6 separate regions of the Homo sapiens genome follow, and regions 1, 2, 4, 5 and 6 are each linked to region 3. Evidence: read pairs that join two places in POLR2A ChIA-PET (ENCODE). Cell type or tissue: K562. All regions are shown on one strand.

The links. ChIA-PET counts read pairs that join two places held together with the same protein. Peaks named below come from ENCODE experiments on the same cell type or tissue, not always from the same donor. Only the 100,000 strongest peaks of a DNase experiment are listed, where the experiment ranks them.
Region 1: POLR2A ChIA-PET joins it to region 3 with 32 read pairs; 16 of 35 experiments call an interaction of 5 or more read pairs at or near these places.
Region 2: POLR2A ChIA-PET joins it to region 3 with 11 read pairs; 5 of 35 experiments call an interaction of 5 or more read pairs at or near these places.
Region 4: POLR2A ChIA-PET joins it to region 3 with 14 read pairs; 10 of 35 experiments call an interaction of 5 or more read pairs at or near these places.
Region 5: POLR2A ChIA-PET joins it to region 3 with 83 read pairs; 18 of 35 experiments call an interaction of 5 or more read pairs at or near these places.
Region 6: POLR2A ChIA-PET joins it to region 3 with 25 read pairs; 4 of 35 experiments call an interaction of 5 or more read pairs at or near these places.

Annotation. Positions count from the first base shown.
Region 1 is chr22:21,565,292-21,569,291 of GRCh38, reverse strand. UBE2L3 (ubiquitin conjugating enzyme E2 L3) reads right to left here and starts at 1,578. Exons shown (of 4, transcript NM_003347.4): 1 at 1,521-1,578. The coding sequence starts at 1,547. RefSeq lists silencers at 1,125-1,264, 1,515-1,754, 2,397-2,584. In K562, CTCF peaks have their summits at 460 and 1,631; DNase peaks (open chromatin) are centred at 521, 911 and 1,611; H3K4me3 peaks cover 1,920 bases.
Region 2 is chr22:21,733,799-21,737,798 of GRCh38, reverse strand. It overlaps YPEL1 (yippee like 1), which reads left to right and starts at 2,005. Exons shown (of 5, transcript NM_013313.5): 1 at 2,005-2,184. RefSeq lists silencers at 1,437-2,286, 2,307-2,356. In K562, a CTCF peak has its summit at 2,224; DNase peaks (open chromatin) are centred at 1,758, 2,518 and 3,001; H3K4me3 peaks cover 1,473 bases; H3K27me3 peaks cover 1,012 bases.
Region 3 is chr22:21,639,820-21,643,819 of GRCh38, reverse strand. SDF2L1 (stromal cell derived factor 2 like 1) reads right to left here and starts at 1,518. Exons shown (of 3, transcript NM_022044.3): 1 at 1,297-1,518; 2 at 762-958. The coding sequence starts at 1,483. RefSeq lists a silencer at 1,280-1,709. In K562, CTCF peaks have their summits at 632 (motif pointing right), 1,577 and 2,191 (motif pointing right); DNase peaks (open chromatin) are centred at 609, 939, 1,649, 2,189 and 2 weaker places; H3K4me3 peaks cover 2,577 bases.
Region 4 is chr22:21,553,770-21,557,769 of GRCh38, reverse strand. It overlaps a transcript of UBE2L3 not described here. Among named protein-coding and RNA genes, the nearest start is that of RIMBP3C, 4.3 kb to the right of the region's middle. RefSeq lists silencers at 1,636-1,930, 3,394-3,547. In K562, no CTCF peak of the experiment used is centred here; a DNase peak (open chromatin) is centred at 1,619.
Region 5 is chr22:21,572,800-21,576,799 of GRCh38, reverse strand. All of the region lies in intron 1 of UBE2L3 (ubiquitin conjugating enzyme E2 L3), which reads right to left. Among named protein-coding and RNA genes, the nearest start is that of UBE2L3, 7.1 kb to the right of the region's middle. In K562, no CTCF peak of the experiment used is centred here; a DNase peak (open chromatin) is centred at 2,213.
Region 6 is chr22:21,453,153-21,457,152 of GRCh38, reverse strand. No RefSeq gene overlaps it. Among named protein-coding and RNA genes, the nearest start is that of TMEM191C, 12 kb to the left of the region's middle. In K562, no CTCF peak of the experiment used is centred here; no DNase peak of the experiment used is centred here.

The DNA of each region.
Region 1 (4,000 bases), 75 kb after region 3:
CCCGGGTAGCTGAGATTACAGGCAAATGCAACCACGCCCAGCTAATTTTTATATTTTTAGTAGAGACAGGGTTTCACCATGTTGGCCAGGCTGGTCTTGAACTCCTGACCTCAAGTGATCCGCCCGCCTCGGCCTCCCAGGAGTGCTGGGATTACAGGCGTGAGCCATCGCGCCCGGCCTGCACTCCAGAAATCTTTCTAAATTTAAATCCACAAGGGTTAATGGACGACTGCACCTGGGAGTAGGGTAGGAAAGAAAGCCATTAACCGACCCCTTATCTGGTGAATGGTGGTGTCACTAGCTTAAGAGATGAGGAGAGGTCTGAAGTCCTCTGACTGTTCTTTTGTGCCCACTTCCACTCCAGTTTTATAAAGTTAATGTCCTCTCTAGCCCTTAGGGAACAAAAGAAAGGAAACGTTCCCAGGGACGGAGGGAATGCTCAGAGACTGTGGCTCCAAGTTCAATGTCTAGCTCTACCAAGCACTGCTCCGCCTAGAACGAACCCCAGCTCTTTATCTCCCCTCAGGAAACTGGCTCCTGGGCCTTTTTTTAATTTCCGGCCCGTTGCAGGCCGGCAGCACTACCCAGCCGCCGACTCACAGATGCTGGCGGGGTGGGCTACAGAGGACCTTGGCAAATCCACTGGCAAAAGTACTAAGCCAATTTAGCATGTGTTCCTCACCAAAAGGTGCCAATTAGCGAGAAAGCACCCTGCTGCATTCAAGATCCAAAGTACCAAATTATTATTATAAACTTTGGCCCGTTTTGATTCGAACGACTGAAATCAACCGTTATCCCCCCAAAAATGGCACTTTATCAGGGAGGGGAGATCGGGATGACTGAGTGGAGGAGAGGGAAGCAGAACCGCGCCGCGATCGGGGCCGACCTCAGGCCTTCCTGGAGTTGGAACTTACCCGCTGTGTGACTCTGCAGTCACAAGGCGACAGTTTGCTAGGACCCAGCGCAATTCCAAACGACCCACCAACAAACTGACCTAACTTTGGCCGCCTGGCCTCCTTCTCTCTTTCCTAGCCCGAACCTCCCAGACTCCCGAGCTGCGGCCGGGCCAAGCGGAGCTGCAAGCCCGGCGCGCTGCGGCCCAGGGCGGGGCGGTTCCGCGGCGCGGGCTCCGGGCAGGGGCTCCGGCGCTCGGGCCTTCCCCGAAGGCGCCCGGTTTGGAGCCTCCCAACCGGGCTCTCACATTAACGACGCCCTCAGATCGGACCGCGGCCTCCGCGACAGGGGGACGCGGCCAAGCTCCGGGCGGAGAGTGGCGTGAACGCCCCGGGCCGGGCTGAGGGGCCGACAGCGGCTCCCAGCGCGGCCTTGCGCTCCCGCCCAGGCTGCGGCCTAGGCCAGCCCCGTTAGCACCTTGAGCCTGCGCGCGGCCCAGGGAACCGACGAGGCCGTGTAGGGCAGGAAGCCAGACGGCAGCGCCCTGAGAAGCCGCCGCCTGCCTCGGGGATCCGGAGCCTAGGACGCCGCCCCACGCCCGGCCGCTGCCAGAGAATGGCTTTTACCTTCATCAGCCTCCTGCTGGCCGCCATCTTGGATTTGGTGCTGCTCCTTCCCCAGAATGCATCGCGGCCGGCCGGGCGGCTGGAGCCCCCGCACTTCCTGGAGCGGGGGAGGGGCCGCGGGGCGGGGCACAGGAGCAGAGCGGAGCACCTACTGTGTGCTTCCCACTGTGCTGGGGGGCGCGTGGAGGAACGCAAGTGAACCGCACAGACTGGGCCTCAGCGTTTACGGATCGTCCAATCAGATGGCAGTTACAACCAGTGCCTGGCACATAGTAGGAGCATAATAAATACTGATTGCATAAAATAGTTGACCAGGCGCGGGGGCTCACGCCTGTAATCCCAGCACTTTGGGAGACCGAGGCGGGTGGATCACGCGGTCACGAGTTCGAGACCAGCCTGGCCAACGTGGTGAAACTCGGTCTCTACTAAAAATACAAAAAATTAGCCAGGCGTGGTGGCGGGCGCCTGTAATCTCTGCTACTCAGGAGGCTGAGGCAGGAGAATCGCTTGAACCCGGGAGGCAGAGGTTGCAGTGAGCCGAGATCTTGCCACTACACTCCAGCCTGGGTGACAGAGGAAGACTCCGTCTTGGGGGAAAAAAAAAAAGTTGAATAACCAAGGTTACTTCACACTGCCAAGCTCTGTGAAGAAAACTGGGTGATAGGAAAGTGACTGTGGGGACATACTTTGAGAGGTCAAGGAAGCCAAATTGAGGAAATGGCCCTACTAAGTGCCAGACCTCTCTCTAGTGCTTTATTTTCTTTAACCCTTGAAACCATCCTCTGGGATACGTTAGCATTAACATCCTCATTTCACAATAAACAGAAGCACAGAAGAAGCCAGTGACTTGCCCAAGGTCACACGGCCAGCTAGGAGCAGAGCCAGGCTCCTGTCACAGGTGGGCTGCTGGCTCCAAAGCCAATGCTGGGACCTGGAAAATGGGAAGGAACAGCTGGGAGGACTGGAGGAGAATGTTTCAAGCAGAGGAAGCAGCACTGGCGAAGACCATGAGGCTGTCTCAGTGTCCAGAATGGAGTAAAAGGATTATAGGGTGGGAGGGAGGCAGGGGACAGACCATGGAGGGTCTTGTAGAAAGGGGAGGAGTTGGTTTCTATTCCATGTGCTGTGAGAGGTCTTTGATAGATATGAGTATTGACTCCATGGTCAGATGATTTTTTTTTTTTTTGAGACAGAGTCTTGATCTGTCACCCAGGCTGGAGTACAGTGGCACGATAACAGCTCACTGCCGCCTCGACCTCCTAGGCTCAAGGGATCCTCCTGCTTCGCCTCCCAATTAACTGGGACTACAGGCACGTTCCACCACACCCTCCTAAGTTTTTTTTTATTTTTTGTAGAAATGAAGTCTCACTGTCTTGCCCAGGCTGGTCTCAAACTCCTGAGCTCAAGCAGTCCTCCCGCCGCAACCTCCCAAAGTGGTGGGATTACAGGCATGAGCCACCACACCTGGGCTGAGACGCATGTTTTAAAGAGTACTTTGGGGCTTGGCACAGTGGCTGATGCCTGTAATCCCAGCACTTTGGGAGGCTGAGGGGGGTGGATCACTTGAGGTCAGGAGTTTGAGACCACCCTGACCAACATGGTGAAACTCCGTCTCTACTAAAAATACAAAAATTAGCCAGGTGTGGTGGTGGGCGAACGTAATCCCAGCTACTCTGGATGCTGAGGCAGGAGAATCGCTTGAACCTGGGAGGCAGAGGTTGCAGTGAGCCAAGTCCGCGCCACTGCACTCCAGCCTGGGCGACAGAGTGAGACTCCATCTTAAAAAAAAAAAAAAAAAAAGGAGTACTCTGATTGGAAAATGGGGAATGGAGGTGGGTAAGAGGATAAGAAGGGGAGCAGGGGCCACTTGGAAACCGGTTGCAATCATTCAGGCAAAGAGGTGACAGTGGTTTGGACCTCAGGTAGCAATGCAGAGAGAAGAACATAGCTTCAGAATATACTCAGACCTTCTTAAGGAGTTTTTCTCTTTTTTTTTTTTTTTTTTTTTTTTTTTTTTGAGACACAGTTTCACTCTGTCACCCAGGGTGGAGTGCAAAATGGCATGATCTCAGCTCACTGTAACCTCTGCCTCCCGGGTTCAAGTGATTCTCCTGCCTCAGCCTCCTGAGTAGCATAGATTACAGGCACCTGCCACCATGCCCAGCTAATTTTTGTATTTTTAGTAGAGACAGGGTTTTAGCATTTTTGGCCAGGATGGTCTTGAACTCCTGACCTCAAGTGATCCACCCACCTTGGCCTCCCAAAGTGCTGGGATTATAGGTGTGAGTCACTGGGCCTGGACATTTTTCTCCATTTCTAAGAACAGTGGGTTTCTCCTGAAAGGAGAGAAGGAAAGGGAACTGGAAATAATATATCCTGGGGCCGGGTGTGGTGGTTCACACCTGTAATCCCAGCACTTTGGGAAGCCGAGGTGGGTGGATCACGAGGTCAGGAGATTGAGACCATCCTGGCTAACACGG
Region 2 (4,000 bases), 94 kb before region 3:
ATTATGCTAAGTGAAATGAGCCACAAAAGTCACAGTAAGCCACAAAAAGACAAATACTAGATGATTTCACTTATGTGAGGCACCTAGAGCAGTCAAGCTCATAGGGACAGAAAGTAGAATGGGGTGGTGCGGGGCATGGGGTAGAAGGAAACGGGAGTCATTGTTTCTTGAGTCCAGAGCTTTACTTAGGCAAGATGAGTTCTGGAGAGGGATGATGATGATGGTTGCACAACATTATGAATGTATTTAATACCAGTGAACTGTACACTTTAAAATAGTTAAATGGGGCCGGGCGCGTGGGCTCATGCCTGTAATCCCAGCACTTTGGGAGGCCGAGGCAGGCGGATCACTTGAGGTCAGGAATTCGAGACCAGCCTGGCCAATATGGTGAAACCCCGTCTCTACTAAAAATACAAAAATTAGCCGGGCCTAGTGGCGGGCAACTGTAGTCTCAGCTACTGGGGAGGCTGAGGCAGGAGAATCGCTTGAGCCCAGGAGGAGGAGGTTGCAGTGAGCCAAGCTCACACCACTGCACTCCAGCCTGGGCGACACAGCGAGACTCCTGTCTCAAGGAAAAAAAAAAAAAAAAAAAAAAAGGCAACATCCAGCCACAATCTAAGTTATGAGTCAGGTGTACATTTAGCGACTTGAAGAGATCTTTACATACACAGTGGGTTGCAGAAAACAAGAGAATACGTCCAGAGGACGCTGATAACAATGTTATATACATTGTGACCTCAATAGAGGTTTTGTTGTTTTCTTGGTTTTTTTCTTTTCTTTTTTTTTTTTTTTGTTCAAGAGGAAGGGTCTCGCTCTGTCACCCAGTCTGGAGTGCAGTAGCGCGATCATGGCTCACTGAGGCCTCGACCTCCTGGGCTCAAGTGATCCTCCCGCCTCAGCCTCACAGGTAGCTGGGACTACAGGTGTGCACCACCATGCCTAATTTCTTTCTTTTTTTTTTTTTGGTACAGTGTCTCACTATGTTGCCCAGGCTGCTCTTGAACTCCTGGGCTCAAATGATCCTCCTGCCTCGGCCTCCCAAAGTACTGGAATTACAGGCGTGAGCCACCACACCCAGCCTTCAAATATATATATTCAAATAATACATATCTATTTTCAAATAATATATATTTTTTTAAAGAAGGGATACGGAACCAAGAAAACAGTGACATTAGAGGCGTGGGGGTGGCGCAGGCTGCCGGGGCGTCGGGAGCACTACCCAGAGGAAGGGGCTTTCTGTAGGGTCTGACGCGGCAGTCCTGGAGCAGAGCGAGGGGCCAGACGCAGACCCGGGGGGTCCTCCGTGGCGAGGGGGTCCTAGGGGGTTAGGTCCTTGGGTTCAGAGAGGGTGGTGGGGACGGGACAGCACGGACGACCGCATTCTGGGGACCCGGCCGCGGAGGGGTCCGGCCAAGGCGGGCCCTGGTCAGGCGCACACAAGCTCGCCTCGGCCTCCACGTCCGTCCCCTACAACGCGGCCGACCGCGCGGACGGGCGGTACGTGCACGGCGCTGGACGAGGAGGCTGCGCGCAAGCTCGCCTCAGCCTCTGGAGCTGCGGGCCCTGCACGCCCTCGGCCCATCCCCGCGAGCCGGAGGAACGAGTGACCACCACCGCCAGCCCCGCCGGCCGAGTGTCCCTGCCCAGCCAGCCTGCGTCCGAGCGCGGCGCTCCTCGCGGAACCCGCCCCTGCTCTCGCCCCGCCCCGCGCGGCCCCGCCCCCGTGTCCCTCGGCCCTTACAGGCTGGCTCCGAGGCCGCGCCCGGCGGGTCAGCCAATGGGAGTGCGGCGCGCCCCGCGGCACGTGGGCTCCTGCCCGTCCCGGCCGGGTGCGAGCTGGCGGAGCTCCTTGGCCCGGAGCGCGCGGGGCGGGGGCGCGCGGGGCAGGCGGGACGCGGGGCGGAACGGAGGCAGGATGGGGGCGGGGCGCTGGCGACATGGCGCGCTGATTGGCCGGCGCCGCGCTCCAAGGCTGTTAACGGCGTCTGGGCCGGGCTACGGCTCCAAAACAAAGGGCAGGCGGCCCGCGGGGCGGCGGCGGGAGGATGCCTCGCGCCCTGCCTAGGCGTTAACGGCCTCAGCGCGTCCCGGGCCGCGCCGGGAACGCCTGAGAGCCGAGCCCGCGCTGACCGGGGCCCGGGCCGGATGGGCGCTGCGGGCCGGGGCGCGGACCGCGGAGCGGCCGTGAGTACGGGCGGGCCTGGCTGCAGCTGCGCGGGCGGTTACTTTGTGGCCACCCAAGGATACTGTGGCTGCGGGCGGGCCCGGGAAGCACCTGTTGGGCGTCCGGGCGGGCGGGGGCGCGAGCAGGGCGGGCCTGTGACTTTTTTGTTCCGTTTTGGATTTTGATTTGTTGATATTGGGCTCACTCCGTTTTGGCACAGACAACAACGCCTAATCTTTGATTCCCCCGCCGTTTCTTCTCTCCACCTCCCCCGCTGTCCCTCTTCTCCCGCCCCGCCGTGAAAAGATAGGGAAAATGGACAAGATCCCTGATTTTTGGATTTTCCTTCCTTAAAAAATACAGCCTCAACTGGGCAAGGAAATGAGGGCAAAAGAGGTCTCCTAGGAATGTTTATCAGAAAGGCGGAAAAGCTTTTCAAGTAGCCACATAAAGATCATGACTAAAATGGAGCGTCCTCGGTATTTACCACTTGTGGCATAGGTTTCGTTAACAGAGATTGCAAAAGCCTGAGCTTCAGAGATCTAAACAGGGTCCGCCTCCCCCATGCTTGGCTCTGATTGACATCTTTGATGTCCAAATTATGTGCTGAATTCTAAGGATGGAAAAAAGGCTGAGATTCTATTTTAGGCAGATAATGAACATGGAAGACATCAATTTCCCCGCCCCACGCTTTTTCTGTTCCGTTGCATTTCTTCTTCCTCTATCTAAAACATACCCACCTTAACCTGATGTTTCCTTTGCTAAGAATGTTATTCTTCCCACCCACCAGCCCCTGACACTCCTAATTCCCTACTCAGGTCCCAAGACTAGGTTTACCACCACTGGGGAGACTTTCCAGGCACCTCACCTGAGCAAGCTATAGATGTGACAAATGTTTGCTGAGCCCCTGCCAGGTGCCAGGAGCTGTGCTTAATCCTGATGTCATTTTGTCTTACAATCATGCACTGGTCCCCCTCAGGGCTCTTGCGAGGCAATGGTAGTGGCATGTTTGAGGAATAAGAGGATCTCCAGGACCTTCATGGTGTTTCCTCTTGGGCCCTACAGGGTAGAGTCTCATCTACTTGTGGGAACCCCTACGGGTTGGGCCCATATTGAGCATTTATATAATAACTGAGCGCTCTTAATTACCAATCTGAGCAATAGTCTTCTTTTAAAATAACTTCTTATTTTGGAAAAACTTTAAATTTACATAAAGGTTGCAAAGATAGTACAGACAATCCCAATATATCCTACACCCAGTGCTCCCTATCCTTACCCCATCCTACACTGCTGTGGTACACTTGCCAATATGAAAAACACCTGGGTGCATTCTTGTCACTAAACTGTGGGTATTAAGCCTTTTCACCTTTGAATCACTGTAATTTATAAAGCCATTTCTCTGTTTGTTTCTTTGTTTGAGACAGGGTCTCACTCTTGCTCAGGATGGAGTGCAGTGGCACAAACACGACTCACTGCAACCTCCACATCCTGAGCCCAAGTGATCCTCTTGCCTCAGCCTCCCATGTAGCTAGGACTACAGGTGCACACCACCATGACTGGTTAACTTTACATTTTTTTTTGTAGAGACTGGGGTCTCACTTAATGTTTCCCAGGCTGGTCTTGAACTCCTAGGCTCAAGTGATCCACCTGCCTCAGCCTCCTGAAGTGTTGGGATTACAGGCTTGAGCTGCTATACCTCACCATAAAGCTATTTTCTTTAGGTTGAGAGCAGTGTTCCTCTAACATCTGTTCTTGATTCTTGCCTGTCTTCACTAAGTTCCACCAGCACCTGTGTCAAGGGGCAGGGATGCAGGAAAAGGGAAAGAGGCTACCCTA
Region 3 (4,000 bases):
GTTCTTCCCTACCCTTCCTGGAGCCTCAGCTCCCACAGCTGCAAAAGGTGACACCATGACCCGCCCCCGCAACCTCTAGCACTCCCTCCCCAGCATGGGCTCTTCAGACACATGCACACACCATTGCATCTGTCTGTGCAGAGACCACTGGTCCCCACGGAGCTAAGGCCTCCTCCTCCACATTTTCCCAGTCCTAACCCCTCTGACCTACCTTCAGCCTAAAATTCAGCCCCTCAGGCTAACAGTCAAGCTGTCTATCTATCTCAAACATTTTCTTCCACCAGCTCCCCAAGGGCACCCACTGTTCCATTCCAATCCCCTGAATTCCAATGACCTCCATGCATTGGCACAATCTCTTCTGCTGGCCTGGGAAGTCTCTCTTTCCCCTTTGTGGCTTGTAGGACTCCTAATCATCCTTTCAGATCTAGCCTGAGTTCCTCCTCCCCAGTGGAGTTTCCTATTCCCCACCCTCAAGGCTGTGTGGATTCCCCTCCTGGGTCCCACTTGCCACCAGAGGAAGAGCTATCCAGGCGTATCTCTCCGGATCTCTCTCCCGTCGTTCTCCCTGCCGGGCCGGGAGCACCTGAGGGCAGGATCCTGGCGGAGTTACTCTGTGTCCCCCGAGGGGGCGCTCAGTAACCATCTCTGAAGTGAAATTTCCATTTCACGAAGAAGCTGAGGCTCGGATTGGAACCCAGGGCTCTGTCTCTGGCCCCTCACACAGGCCAGGAGTCTCTCTGGGGGCTCCGGGAGGGGCTCACCTGGTTGTTGGACAGCGGCGACGGGAAGTGGTGCGTGTGCAGGTTCTTGCCCGTAAGCACATGCGTGAGCCTCACCGCCTGCCCGCAGCGCACCGGGGACCCGCGCGGGCACCCGCCCTCCGAGCCGCCGCGGATCCGCCAGTAGCTATTGGCGTCGTCCGACGCCTCTACGCCGGTCACCGATTGCTGGCCGCTGCCTGAGGAGTGACACCCCACACACCCAGGGTCTCCGTCAATCGCGGAACCCCGGACCCTCGCCCTGGGACCAGAACATGTCCCAGGGGACCCCAAGGGCTCACCCCCAGCCCCCGCCTGACACCCCCTCAGTCTTTGGGCCCGCAGTTCCCCGACGACCGTCCCCACCCTCAATATCCTCGACACCCTCAAAGCTTTGGCCCCTCGACCTCCCAACGACTCTAGAGCCCCCGCCGCCCGGCTTCCAGACGGCCCACAGACCCCCATGACCACCCTGTCTCCACACTCCCAACCCCGAGCCCCGGTTCCCCGCGCTCTCCCAGTCGCTGGCCCCACGCACCGGATCCGTATTTGATGTCGTGCGAGTGCAGCCGCACGCGGTGGTGCGTATTGAGCAGCTTCAGCACCGACCCGCAGGTCACGAGCTCCGCACCGGTCTTGGCGGCACCACCGCCCGGCACTAACAGCGCCAGCAGCAGCCCCAACAGCACCGGCCAGGCAGCCCCGCCGCGGCCCGCGCTCCACATCGCCCCGGCCCGGCTCCAGCCCCTCGGGCCCAGGGGCCGCTTCCGTCCCCGCCGCGGCCCAATCCGGTTCTGACAGCGCCCGCTTGCGGCAGCCAATAGTCGGCCCGCGCGGCACTCCGCTTGCACTGCCACTGGGTCAGCGCGGGGAGGGCCCGCCCCCGGTTCGCGAGAGCCGTAGCTGGGCGGGGACTGGAGACACGAGGAGGGTTTTGATTGGTCCACGCTTCCGAGGACTTACCAATGAGTGCCCAGGGAAGGGCGGCTGAGTCTCCGAGCCGCGGAGAGTGAGCGTGAACAGTTGGTGAAGACGCGGCTCCTCGCAGCCGGTGAGTCCCTGGACACCGGCTCAGGATCCTAGGACCCTGCAGGCACGTTTTCACGACGCCCCTTGATCCTGGACTCCTGGGCACTCAGTAATGAGTCTCTCCCCTCAGAACCTGGGCCCGCAGCTGCAGGGTCTTGAGGTTGTTGGATCGCTAGATTTTGTGGTCACAAAGTCGACAGATCCCGGGGTCACTGAATCGGGATCAGTCCTTAAGTCCCTGGACCCCGGGATTAATGAAACCTCCAGTCATTCGGCCCTAGGCCCTCTCTGATACTGGGTCACCACAGTCCCTAGACCCTGGGGTTTCTGAATTCCCCTGGCCACTTATACATTTGACTCCTTTCGTGGCTAAATCTCGTGGTCACTGGGTCATCGGGCAGGAGAGGGCAGCAGGGAGCTGTAGCGTTGAGAATAATGGCAGCTTCTCACCAGAAAGTCCCAAAGCTGTCTTAGGAAACCAGAGTCAAAGGAGACCAAGGGGCTGTGGGAACCATGCCTGGGCGACCGTGTCCCAGGTCTCCTGGCCATGAGTAGGTCTCCTTCTTGCCGCCTTCTCAGAGTGTTGTCAGCTCAACCTTCAAGGGAGGAAAACTTACACCTCTGTTTATTTATTCATTCATGGGACATTGTTACAGCAGCTTCACTCCAGATCCTGTGGGGTCACAGAGCAAATAGCTCTGGGCTCAAGAGTCTGACTAGGGTGTAGTTGAAGCACAGGCAAAGCAGAGAGAAAAGTTCATATTTAATTAAATCATCCAGAATTTTGCGTTCAGAAAATCCAGAGTAAAGCCATTTTCATTACAGCAACATGTTATTTTGGGGGTTTCGTGTTTAATACTGTTTTGATTTTGAGTTACATGTAGTATAAGACACCTTGATCTTTTCAGCATTTAGGTGTCCAAACGGTTAAAAGTCAGTCTGCCCTGGATTTGGTAGTCCCTGCACTTGAGGGGTCTCCAGTCTAGGGTGGAAGAGCTGAAGTACTATCTGAGAGGCGATGGATATATACTCTTGGACATGTCAGCCATCATCTCAAAATCAGCACATCCAAAGCAGAATTCCTGGTCTCCGCCCTCAAACTACCCCTCCCCCAGGCTTATGAGTCTCAGTAAATGGCACCTCCATTCTGCAGATGCTCAGGCCCAAAACTTGGGATTCTTCTTTCATTCGTCTCTTTACCTTGCTCCTCACATCTCATTCAACAATTTTTTTTTCTTTAATACGGAGTTTCGCTCTTGTTACCCAGGCTGGAGTGTAATGGCGCGATCTCGGCTCACTGCAACCTCCACCTCCTGGGTTCAAGTGATTCTCCTGCCTCAGCCTCCTGAGTATCTGGGATTACAGGCATGCATCATCACGCCCGGCTACTTTTTTAAATATATTTAGTAGAGACAGGGTTTCACCATGTTGACCAGGCTGGTCTCAAACTTCTGACCTCAGGTGATCCACCTGCCTCAGCCTCCCAAAGTGCTGGGATTACAGGCATGAGCCACCACGGCACCCAGCCTTTTTTTTTTTTTTTTTCAAACTTTTGAGTCTCCCATGTGCATCATTCAAGAAGTCTTTTTTTTTTTTTTTTTTTTTTTTTTTTTGAGACGGAGTCTTACTCTGTCACTCAGGCTGGAGTGCAGTGGCACGATCTCGGCTCACTGCTGCAACCTCTGCCTCCCGGGTTCAGGCAATTCTCCTGCCTCAGCCCCCTGAGTAGCTGGGATTACAGGCATGTATCACCACACCCAGCTAATTTTTGTATTTTTAGTAGAGACGGGTTTTCACCATGTTGGCCTGGCTAATTTGTGTACTTTTAGTTGAGACGGGGTTTCACCATGTTGGCCTGGCTGGTCTTGAACTCCTGACCTCAGGTGATCCACCCGCCTTGGCCTTCCAAAGTGTTAAGATTACAGGTATAGGCCGGGCCCGGTGGCCCACACCTGTAATCCCAGCACTTTGGGAGGCGAAGGCAGGAGGATCACCTGAGGTCAGGAATTCCAGACCAGACATGGTGAAACCCCGTCTCTACTAAAAATGCAAAAATTAGCCAGGCATGGTCTCATGTGCCTGTAATCCCAGCTGCTCGGAGGGCGGAGGTGGGAGAATCACTTGAACCCAGGAGGCAGAGGTTGCAGTGAGCCAAGATCGCGCCACTGTCCTCCATCCTGGGCAATAAAGTAAGACTTCGTCTCAAAAGAAAA
Region 4 (4,000 bases), 86 kb after region 3:
GAGGGTGGATCACGAGGTCAGGAGATCGAGATCATCTTGGCTGGCACGGTGAAACCCCATCTCTACTAAAAATACAAAAATTAGCCGGGCTCGGTGGCGGGCACCTGTATTCCCAGCTACTCGGGAGGCTGAGGCAGGAGAATGGCATAAACCCGTGAGGCGGAGGTTGCAGTGAGCCAAGATTGCACCACTGCACTCCAGCCTGGGTGACAGAGCGAGACTCTGTCTCAAAAAAAAAAAAGAGTAGATCTGCCCATTGAAGCAAGTATGGGCACTGTCTCTCCCCATCCGCTTCCTGCATACCTCCTCCCAACAGGCCTATGGTATTTCTGTTTAATTTATTTTTATTTATTATTATTGTTTTTATTTTGGGGGGTTGGGTTTTTCGTTTTTTTGGTTGTTTGAAACAGAGTCTGGCTCTTTCGTCCAGGTGGAAGTGGAGTGGCACAATCTCAGTCCACTGTAACCTCTGCCTCCCAGGCTCAAGGTATCCTTCCATCTCAGCCTCCCAAATAGCTGGGACTACAGGCGTGCACCACCATGCCAGGCTAAATTTTGTAATTTTTTTATAGAGATGCAGCCTTGCCATGTTGTCTAGGCTGGTCTTGAACTCCTGAGCTCAAGTGATCTGCCCGTCTCAGCCTCCCATAGTGGTGGAATTACAGGCATGAGCCGTCACATCTGGCCTGTTGTTAATTTTTTTTTCTTTTTTTTTTGACTCAGACTCTCACTCTGTTGCCCAGGCTGGAGTGCAATGGCGTGATCTCAGCTCACTGCAACCTCCACCTCCTGAGTTCAAGCAATTCTCCTGCCTCAGCCTCCCGAGTAGCTGGGATTACAGGCACCTGCCACCATGCCCAGCTAATTTTTGTATTTTTAGTAGAGACAGGGTTTCACCATATTGGCCAGGCTGGGCTCGAACTCCTGACCTCGTGATCTGCCCACCTCGGCCTCCTTACTGGGATTATAGGCATGGGCCACTGCGCCCAGCCTATTAATTTTTTTATTGGCCAGGTGTGGTGGCTCATGCCTGTAATCTCAGTACTTTGGGAGGCCGAGGCAGGTGGATTGCTCGAGGTCAGGAGTTTAAGACCAGCCTGGGCAACATGGTAAGACCCTATCTCTACAAAAAAAAAAAAATACAAAAAAAAAAAAGAAAAAAGAAAAGAAAAATTAGCCGGGCATGGTGGTGCTAGCCTGTAGTCACAGCTACTCGGGAGGCTGAAGTGAGAGGATTGCTTAAGTCCAGGAGGCGAACGTTGCAGTATGCCGAGATCACGCCACTGCACTCCAGCCTGGATGACAGAGCAAGACCCTGTCTCCAAAAAATAAATGATAAAACAATTTTAAAATTTATTTTATTTTACTTTTTTTTTAGAGATGGAGTCTCTTTGTAGCCCAGGCTGGAGTGCAGTGGCATGATCATTGCTCACTGCAGCTTTGAATTCTTGGGCTCAAACTATTCTCCCACTTCAGCCTCCTAAGTAGCTGGGGCTACAGGCACACGCCACTATGCCTGGCCTTTTTTTGTTTGTTTTAGAAACAGGGTGTCACTATGTCTCCCAGGCAGGAGTGCGGTGACTCACTCATGGCTCATTTCAGTCTTGACGTCCCAGGCTCAAGCAATCTTCCCACCTCAGCCTCCCAAGTCTCTAGGAGTACAGGCATGCACCACCATGCCCAGTTAATTTTTGTGTTTTTTGTAGAGGTGGGTGTCATGTTGCCCAGGCTGGTCTCAAACTTCAGAGCTCAAGTACTCCACCCATCCCCGCCTCCCAAAGGGCTGGGTATACAGGCTTAAGACACCATTCTGGGCCACAATTATTTTATTTCTCTTTGAGATGGAGTCTCTCTCTGTTGCCCAGGCTGGAGTGCAATGGCACGATCTCAGCCCACTGTAACCTCCACCTCCTGGGTTCAAGTGATTCTCCTGCCTCAGCCTCCCGAGTAGCTGGGATTACAGGCGTGTGCCACCATGCCTGGCTAATTTTTGTATTTTTAATAGAGACAGGGTTTCACCATGTTGGCCAGGCTGGTCTTGAACTCCTGATCTCAAGTGATCCACCCACCTTGGCCTCCTAAAGTGCTGGGATTACAGGCATGAGTCACAGCGCCCAGCCTACAAAAAAAAAATTTTTTTTTTTTGAGATGGAGTCTTGCACTGTCACCCAGGCTAGAGTGCAATGGCATGATCTCGGCTCACTGCAACCTCTGCCTCGCGGGTTCAAGCGATTCTCCTGCCTCAGCCTCCCGAGTAGCTGGGATTAGGCGTGCATGCGCCACAATGCTTAGCTAATTTTTGCATTTTTAGTAGAGACGGGTTTTCACCATGTTAGCCAGGCGGGTCCCGAACTCCTGACCTCAGGTGACCTGCCCGCCTTGGCCCCCCAAAGTGCTGGGATTACAGACATGAGCCACCGAGCCCGGCCAACCTGCTCCTTTTCTAACCTGGGCCAGTTCACCTCTCCTTAGACAAGCTGGTGGTTTCCTGCTCCCAGGAAGTCACCAATTTATGCCAAATTTAGTGCAGACACCCCATCAGTATAGTACATTACAATCCAGAAGTCCTGGATCCAAGCAAGCCTCCTGCCTCAGCCTCCCAAGTAGCTGGGAGTATAGGTGTGTGCCCAGCAGTTCTATATTTCCAAGGAACCCTGGAGCCCTAAAGAACCCAGTTTGAAACCACCACTTTCAGGCTGGGCATGGTGGCTCATGCCTGTAATCCCAGCACTTTGGGAGGCTGAGGCCTGTGGATCACTTGAGGTCAGGAGTTCAAGACCAGCCTGGCCAACATGGCGAAACCTCGTCTCTACTAAAACTATGAAAATCAGCTAGGCATGGTGGCAGGTGTTTGTAATCCCAGCTATTTGAGAGGCTGAGGCAGGAGAATCACGTGAACCCAGGAGGTGAAGATTGCAGTGAACCGAGATCATGCCACTGCACTCCAGCGTGGGTGACAGAGTGAGACTCCATCTCAAAGAAAAAAAAAAGAAACCATCTCTTTCATTTAATAGGTGAGAAAGTTGAACCTGGAGAAGGCAGCAGCATGGTGAGCTCATGCAGGGACTCCTGCCTCCCTGCAACTCATTCTCATATGTCCTGGGCACCAGTGATGTGCTAAGTCACATGCAGGGATGCAATAGGGACAAGGGAAAACATGGCTTCTGCTCTCCCCAAGATCAGAGTTGATGGGGGTGACAGGCAGGTCACTGGACAATCACTGCACAACATGATGAGAACAGGGATGGCAGAAACCCAGCCCTGGGGAAGCCTGGCTTTGCTCATCCACTCAACCAACATTCCCGAATGCTTTTGACATACTTTGGGGCAGCTGCTGGATGGTAACCGTGGGGTTCCCAGAGACCCATCCACCCCAGTGTCCTTTTTCTTGGTGACAGCCTACTCTCTTTTTTTAATTTTAATTTTAATTTTTATTTTTGAGATGGAGTCTTGCTCTGTCGCCCAGGCTGGAGTGCAGTGGCGGGATCTCGGCCCACTGCAAGCTCCACCTCCTGAGTTCATGTCATTCTCCTGCCTCGGCCTCCCAAATAAGTGAGACTACAGGTGCCCGCCACCACGCCTGGCTAATGGCTAATTTTTTGTATTTTTAGTAGAGACGGGGTTTCACCATGTTAGCCAGGATGGACTCTATCTCCTGACCTCGTGATACGCCTGCCTTGGCCTCCCAAAGTGCTGGGATTACAGGAGTGAGCCACCGCACCAGGCTTTTTTTTTTTTTTTTTTTGAGACAGTCTTGCTTTGTTGCCCAGGCTGGAGTGCAGTGGTGCCATCACAGCTCATTGCGACTTTGACCTCACCTTGCAGGCTCAAGCAATCATTTCATCTCAGCTGGAAATGCAGACTGGGTCTCGCTCACTCTGTTGCCCAGGCTAGTCTCAAACTCCCGGGCTTAAGTGACCCTCCCATCTCAGCCTCCTGGGTAGCTGGCACTACAGGCATGCACCAGCACGCCCAGCTAAAATTTTTTTTGTAGAGACAG
Region 5 (4,000 bases), 67 kb after region 3:
AAAGAGAAGACAAGAAGCAAGAATATTACATCTGAGACCTCAACTTCTCAATCAAGAGTTGCTTTCGGCCAGGCGCAGTGGCTCACATCTGTAATCCTAGAATTTTGGGAGGCCGAGGTGGGCGGATCACAAGGTCAGGAGTTTGAGACCAGCCTAACCAACATGGTGAAACCCCAGCTCTACTAAAAATACAAAAATTGGGGGCCGGGCATGGTGGCTCACGCCTGTAATCCCAGCACTTTGGGAGACCGAGGCAGGAGGATCATAAGGTCAGGAGATCGAGACCATCCTGACTAACATGGTGAAACCCCGTCTCTACTAAAAATACAAAAAAATTAGCTGGGCATGGTGGCGGGCACTTGTAGTCCTGGCTACTCGGGAGGCTGAGGCAGAAGAATGGCGTGAACCTGGGAGGTGGAGCTTGCAGTGAGCCGAGATCGCACCACTGCACTCCAGCATGGGCGCCAGAGCAAGATTCCATCTCAAAAAAAAAACAAAAAAAAACAAAAATGCAAAAATTAGCCAGGCGTGGTGGCGTGCGCCTGTAATCCCAGCTACTCAGGAGGCTGAGGCAGAAGAATTGCTTGAACCCGGGAGGCGGAGGTTGCAGTGAACCAAGATCACACCATTGTACTCCAGCCTGGGTGAAAGAGCGAGACTCCGCCTCAAAAAAAAAAAAAAAAAAAAGTTGCTTTCAAACCTCCACCCCTGCCCCAGTTCAGCACCTGTGGGAGCCTTCCATAGCACCTATGCTCATCTTTGGACACAGTGACTGTCACACTACACTGGATGTTTACAATATGCAAGGTAAATTTCTGAGATATTAGAAAGACAAATTTTGAGTTCAAGAGCTATTCAATTTTAAGCTGGGCACAGTGGCTCACGCCTGTAATCCTTTGGGAGGCTAAGGTGGGTGGATCGCCTGAGGGCAGGAGTTCGAGACCAGCCTGGGAAATGGAGAAACCCCGTCTCTACTAAAAATACAAAAATCAGCCGGGTATGGTGGCGCATATCTGTAGTTCCAGCTACTCGGGAGGCTGAGGCAGGAGGAATGGCTTGAACATGGGAGGCAGAGGTTGCAGTGAGCTGAGATGGTGCCACTGCACTCCAGCCTGGGTGACAGAGTGAGACTCCGTCTCCAAAAAAAAAAAAAAAAAAAAAAAAAAAAGCTATTCAACTTTGTTGGGAAAAGTAAACTTTTCTCTTTTTTCTTTCGAGAGTCTCGCTCTATCACCCAGGCTGGAGCGCAGTGGCACCATCTCAGCTCACTGCAACCTCCGCCTCCCGGATTCAAGCGATTCTCCTGCCTCAGCCTCCAGAGTAGCTGGGATTACAGGCATGCACCACCACACTCGGCTGATTTTTGTATTTTTTTTTTTTTTTTTTTAGTAGAGATGGGGTTTCGTCATGTTTCCCATGCTGGTCTCCTCAAGTGATCCACCCGCCTTGACCTCTCAAAGTGCTGGGATTCGGATATGAGCCACCACGCCCAGCCAAGTAAACATTTTTCTTTTTCCTTTTCTTTTTTTTTTTTTTTTTTTGAGATGGAGTCTTACTCTGTTGCCCAGGCCAGAGTGCAGTGGCATGATCTTGGCTCACTGCAACCTCTGCCTCCTGGGTTCAAGCAATTCTCCTGCCTCAGCCTCCCGAGTAGCTGGGATTACAGGCACATGCCACCACACCCAGCTAATTTTTTTGTGATTCTAGTAGAGACGGGGTTTCACCATGTTGACCAGGCTGGTCTCGAACTCCTGACCTCAAGTGATCCACCTGCCTTAGCCTCCCAAAGTGCTGGGATTACAGGTGTGAGCTACTGCGCCAAGCCAACATTTTTTGAGACAGAGTCTCACTCTGTCACCCAGGCTGGAGTGCAGTGGCACGATCTCAGCTCGCTGCAACCTCTGCCTCTCAGGTTCAAGCAATTCTTCTGCCTCCCCCTCCCTAGTAGCTGGGATTACAGGCACGCACCACCAGGCCTGGTTAATTTTTGTATTTTTGGTAGAGATGGGTTTTCACCATGTTGGCCAGGATTGTCTCAATCTCCTGACCTCATGATCCGCCCACCTCGGCCTCCCAAGGTGCTAGGATTACAGGCATGAGCCACCGCGCCTGGCCCCCAGCCAACATTTTTAAACAAACATTCACACAGCTGTCTCAGTAACTCTTTCTCCAACCTACAGAATAAGAGAGTACCACAGGTAAGAGAATGGGCTCTCAGTGATGAGGGTATGTCCAGGCAGACTGGCCCCAACCTGTCCCGAAAACACCTTTGCAATACCATCTCCTATCACTCCTCCAAATCCTCCCCTCCTGTCAGGCTGGTCACCTCCCTGCCCTGGAACATGTCTTGGTTATTCCCAATAATATCTACAAGTAGCTCACACTTACTATATGCCAGGCACTCTTCTAAGCAGTTGGTATATATTAACTCATTTAACCTTCACACACGGACGAAGTAACTAAGGCACAGAGAGGTAAAGTAACTTGCCCAGGGTCACTCAGCTAAGACATGGCAGGCCCAGGATTGAAACTCCAGAACCTGAGCTTTTAACTGCTATGCTGTAGTCTTCCTCTAAACAGCTTTGCTCTGAGCAAAAGCCCCTTCCTCCCTTTCTTATAGGGGTGGGGGGCTTGGGGAGGTTAGGCTTATTTATGTCCCCCAAGAACAGGCATGATGAAGCTGGCCACAGGAGATACATGCAAAGCCCTTTCTGAGTGAGTGGCATGCCACTTCTCCTGGATAGCTGTAGCATCCAGGAGATATGTAGATCTGGCCCCTCAACCTAAAGGCTATGGCATCTCTGCCACCTGTCCTTAAATCCATCAGCACTGCCCTCAGTGACCCCTCTATAGAGAGGTAGCTCACCCTCCAAGGCTGGCCTGGCAGAGGGAGGTCTCCTAGCTCTGGAGGAACCAGGTGCACTGGACATGCCAATCTGGGGTAAAATCAAGCCAATGCCTCAACACTTCTGGAAAGCATCTCAGGGGCTGGCCTAACTAAAACCCAAAGCGGGACGGCACAAGGTCAGACGCAAGCAGCACTGGGGAGTAGGCAGATGGTCTCTGGGGCTCCTCAAAGCATTTCCCATAGGCACTGCCCACAGCCCTCCTGAGGGATGAGAGAGACTCAACCTCACTGGCCACCCAGTCCGTCTTCTTCAACTGCTGAAACCCTACTCGTGCTTAAAGGGCCAGGCCAAGTTCGACCTCCTCCTCAGTGTCAGAGGGGGTCTTTCCCTCTCCTGCAAGCCATTATTCAGGTGGCAGACATCTAGCACACAGTGGCCAGCCCAGGATTTCTTTGTTCCAGGTACGTGCCATTTTTCTCCTTTGTTGAGCTCCTCAAGGGCAGAGGAATTGCCCCTTGAGCTGAGTCTCAAAGGTCAAAAAGTTACCCTGGTACAGAGAAGAGACAGGGATGCCAATCACGAGATCCAGAGTGTGTGTGCAAAGCATGCTGTTTTTAGGGGACTCAACGGGCAAGTGGGGAGAGACAAGGCTGGTGAGACAAGACCTTGAAGGAAAAAGCTAAGGAATGTGCACTTGTAATCCAGAGTCCCAGCCTCATCCTCACCCTACTAAATTCTGCTCCAATCTCTGAGAGCAGGGCCTGCTCATGTGCACTTCTCTACTGCACACCACACCATACACTACTCTGATGCACTGCTGGTTAGGAGTAGTGTGGGACAGAGAGTGCGCTGACCAGTAAGGAGTTTAGATGAACCATTAAGGAGCTCGATGCAGGTGTCTACCACAAACAGGGATGGCCTGAACTGAGGCAGTGGGAGTGGCAGTGGCATTGGGAGTGGGAGTGGGGATGGAGAGAAGACAGGCAGAGAAGAGAGACTGAAGGCATAGTTCAGCAGAATCCGCCAGGTGACTAGACAAGGGAGGAAGAGCCGAGAAGGGCTCCGCTGGCGTTTTTTCCTTGAGCAACTGAGTAGACAAGTGAACCATTAACTAAGGTGGGACAGGAGGAGATGCATGGGGCCAGAGGGAG
Region 6 (4,000 bases), 190 kb after region 3:
CTTCAGAGAGCACAAGTCCAAACCCCAACATGGCTCCTAGGCCCGGCGCCGCCAGGACCGCTCCTGCCGCTGTGCAGTCTGCTGCTACAGGCCTCTGTGCCTGCTCATTCCTCTGCCTAGCCCCTCCCTCACTTCCTATGGCCTCACCCTAATGCCATTTCTTGGGAAGCCTTCCCAGGCCACTCATCCCCAATTGCAACAGTGTCCCCACAGCACTCAGCACTACCAAGGATGCTTTCCTTTATTTATTTATTTTTTTGAGATAGGGTCTCACTCTGTCATCCAGGTTGGAGTGCAGTAGCATAATCCTAGCTTACTGCAGCCTCCACCTCCCAGGCTCAAGCAATCCTCCCACTTCAGCCTCCCCAGGTAGCTGGGACCACAGGCTGAGCCTCCGAGGCTGGCCTGTCTTCCCCAAGCATTCTAGGATCCAAGAGCTCACGGACCACATCTTGTGCACCTTTCCCTCCATTGACAAACCCAGGGCTTGGAAAACCACACACACTCAAATGCTCTGACACCTGAATGGAGAGCCAGCCCGTCTGCACCTCAGAGACATGGCATCTGTCCAAGGCAAAGGCCGCTGCCAGTTGGGGCTGGGATTCAAATGCTCTGGGCTCCTTTCAGCTGACCTGGAGGTGCGGCCTGCTGATCGAGAAGCACGGGATGGCCTGATTTCACAGCAGGGACCCTGCAGGAGGCAACTCATTGTTACCTTGGCCAGAAAGAGGAGCTGAACATGAATAGGCAAAAATTCCAAATCCCAAAATCGCTGGGGACTGAGTTTTTTTGTTTTTTTGTTTTTTTTTTTGACATGGAGTCTTGCCATGTCGCCCAGGGCGGAGTGCAGTGGCGCAATCTCAGCTCACTGCAACTTCTGCCACCTGGGTTCAAGCAATTCTCCTGCCTCAGCCTCCCAAGTAGCTGGGATTACAGGTGCCTGACACCATGCCTGGCTAATTTTTTGTATTTTAAGTAGAGATGGGGTTTCGCCATGTTGGCCAGGCTGGTCTTGAACTCCTGACCTCAAGTGATCTGCCCAACTCGGCCTCCCAAAGTGCTGGGATTACAGATATGAGCCACTGCACCTGGCCATGGGGGCCGACATTTTCTTAAATCCACTGGTCAGCGGCATTAGGGGAGGCCACCTGGCTCAGAAAGTGTCTGGGCACAGGGACAGGTGAGCGCTCCTCAGCCATCTGCCCAGGGCACGGTTCTTGGTAGCACCAGGCGCACTGAGAAAGACACCTGGGCCCTGCTGGTGGCCCAGCCTCTTACACTGCCACCAAGGCCCTCCAGCCTCCCGTCTGGTCTCCACAGCACAGAGGCTAGCCTTTGCGTGGGAAAGGACGCAGCCTGGCACTGCAGGGAGAGGCCTCGGCTGCTGCACCCCTGGCCAGTTCTGGCCTCCTAGGGAGCCTGCAGCCCTGCCTGCCTTTCCCAACCCTGGTCCCCATGTGGCCCCTTGATGACTTCTTCCTTCAGCATGGGGTCTGTGCAGCTTCCTGCTCTGTGGGGGGCTTCCTGCCACCTCCCCGTTGGCTCTTTCCGCCCCAGCCTGGAGCAGTGGAAAGGGTAAGTCCGGCCTGTGCCGCGTGGGTGGACAGATGAATGCGGCCCAGGCCAGGGGGCTGCAAGACCAAGTCCCAGCCACCCAAGCCTAGGGCTTACACGTGTCCACACACTCTTACGCGATTGTGGAAAGGTGATCAGTATGGATGCTGCACACTACCTTACAGCACGGTGGAGGCAGGGGCAGCATCCTGCCACTGGCAAAAGTAACATTTTACAGCACAACACCAGGGACCTTTAATGACACAGTCTGATTTTACCCAGGTCATTTCGAGAAAAAGCCTTTCACAAGCTTCCTTCTACATTTGCTGTGCAACTTAGTGAATGTCCTTTACAAAGTCCTATTGGAGGCTGGGCACGGTGGCTCACGCCTGTAATCTCAGCACTTTCAGAAGCTGAGGTCGGCAAATCCTGAAGTCAGGAGTTCGAGACCAGCCTGGCCAATGTGGTGAAACCCCGTCTCCACTAAAAATACAAAAATTAGCTGGGCATGGTGGCACGCACCTGTAGTCCCAGGTAGTCGGGAGGCTGAGGCAGGAGAATTGCTTGAACCTGGGAGGCGGAGGTTGCAGTGAGCCAAGATTGCGCCACTGCACTCCAGCCTGGGCAACAGAGTGATAGTCAGTCTCGGAAAAAAAGAAAAAAAAGTAAGTCCTGTGGGAAACATTTCTTGGAATATTTAGCATGGGGACACTTCCTTTTGTACTAAGATGAAAACCACCTCCAATTCCCACTTCCCGACCTTTGCTTTTTCACATCCCTCCTCTTTTTGGGAGCAGGGCAGAGGGACACCTTGGGCACGCAGAGCCAAATAGGATGCTCAGCCACACATTTTAGCCCCCTGGAAAGCATGGCAGCTTTCTCCTATTCCTGTTCTTTTACTGTGTCAAACATTCTCCACTCCATAGAAGACTTTTACTGCAATCCACCTCAAATGGCTTTTGGAAAACGACTTATTTTTTTTTCTTTTAAAGATAGAGTCTTGGCTGGGAGCAGTGGCTCATGCCTGTTATCCCAGCACTTCGGGAGGCCGAGGTGGGTGGATCACGAGGTCAGGAGATCGAGACCATGCTGGCAAACACGGTGAAACTCCGTCTCTACTAAAAATACAAAAAAATTAGCCGGGCGTGGTGGCAGGCGCCTGTAGTCCCAGCTACTTGGGAGGCTGAGGCAGAAGAATGGCATGAACCTGGGGGGCAGAGCTTGCAGTGAGCTGAGATCGTGCCACTGCACTCCAGCCTGGGTGACAGAGCGAGATTCTGTCTCAAAAAAAAAAAAAAAAAAAAAAAGAGAGTCTCACTCTGTTGCCCGGGCTGGAGTGCAGTAATGCAGTCATGGCTCACTGCAGCCTCAAACTCCTGGGGCTCAAGGGAGCTTTCTGCCTCTGCCTCCTGAGTAGCTGGGACTATAGATGCATTCACCTCACCTGGCTGAAAAGCTGGTTTTTGTTTTTGTTTTGAGACAGGTGTCTCACTCTGTTGCCCAGGCTGGAGTGCAGTGGCACGATCTTGGCTCACTGCAACCTCTGCCTCCCGGGTTCAAGTAATTCTCCTGCCTCAGCCTCCCGAGTAGCTGGGATTACAGGTGCCCACCACAATGTCTGGCTGCTTTCTGTATTTTTAATAGAGATAGGGTTTCGCCACGTTGACCAGGCTAGTCTTGAACTCCTGACCTCAGGTGATCAGCCCACCTCGGGCCTCCCATAGTGCTGTGATTACAGGTGTGAGCCATCACGCTTGGCAAAGAAGCAAGGTTTTTTTTTTGAGACGGAGGCTCGCTCCGTCGCCCAGGCTGGAGTGCAGTGGCACAATCTCGGCCCACTGCAACCTCTGCCTCCCGGGTTCAAGCGATTCCCCTGCCTCAGCCTCCTAAGGAGCTGGGACTACAGAGGCGTGCCACCACCCCCAGCTAATTTTTTGTATTTTAGTAGAGACGGGGTTTCACCATGTTAGCCAGGATGGCCTCGATCTCCTGACCTCGTGATCCAGCCGCCTAAGCCTCCCAAAGTGCTGGGATTACAGGTGTGAGCCAACGCACCCGGCAGCCCAGCTAATTTTTTGTATTTTTTTTGTAAAGACGGGGTTTCACCATCTTGCCAGGCTGGTCTCGAACTCCTGACCTCTGGTGATCCACCCGCCTCAGCCTCCCAAAGTGCTGGGATTGTAGACATGAGCCACCGTGCCTGGCCATAAATGAAGTTTTACTGGAATATATCCATGCTCATCTGCTTACATATCATTGGTGGCTACTTTTTTTTTTTTTTAAGAGTTTTGCTGGTCGCCCAGGCTGGAATGCAATGGCGTGATCTCGGCTCACTGCAACCTCCGCCTCCTGGGTTCAAGCAATTCTCCTGCCTAGATGGAATTCAGGCACCCACAACCATGCCCAGCTAATTTTTGTCTTGTTTTTGAGACAGAGTTTCACTCTT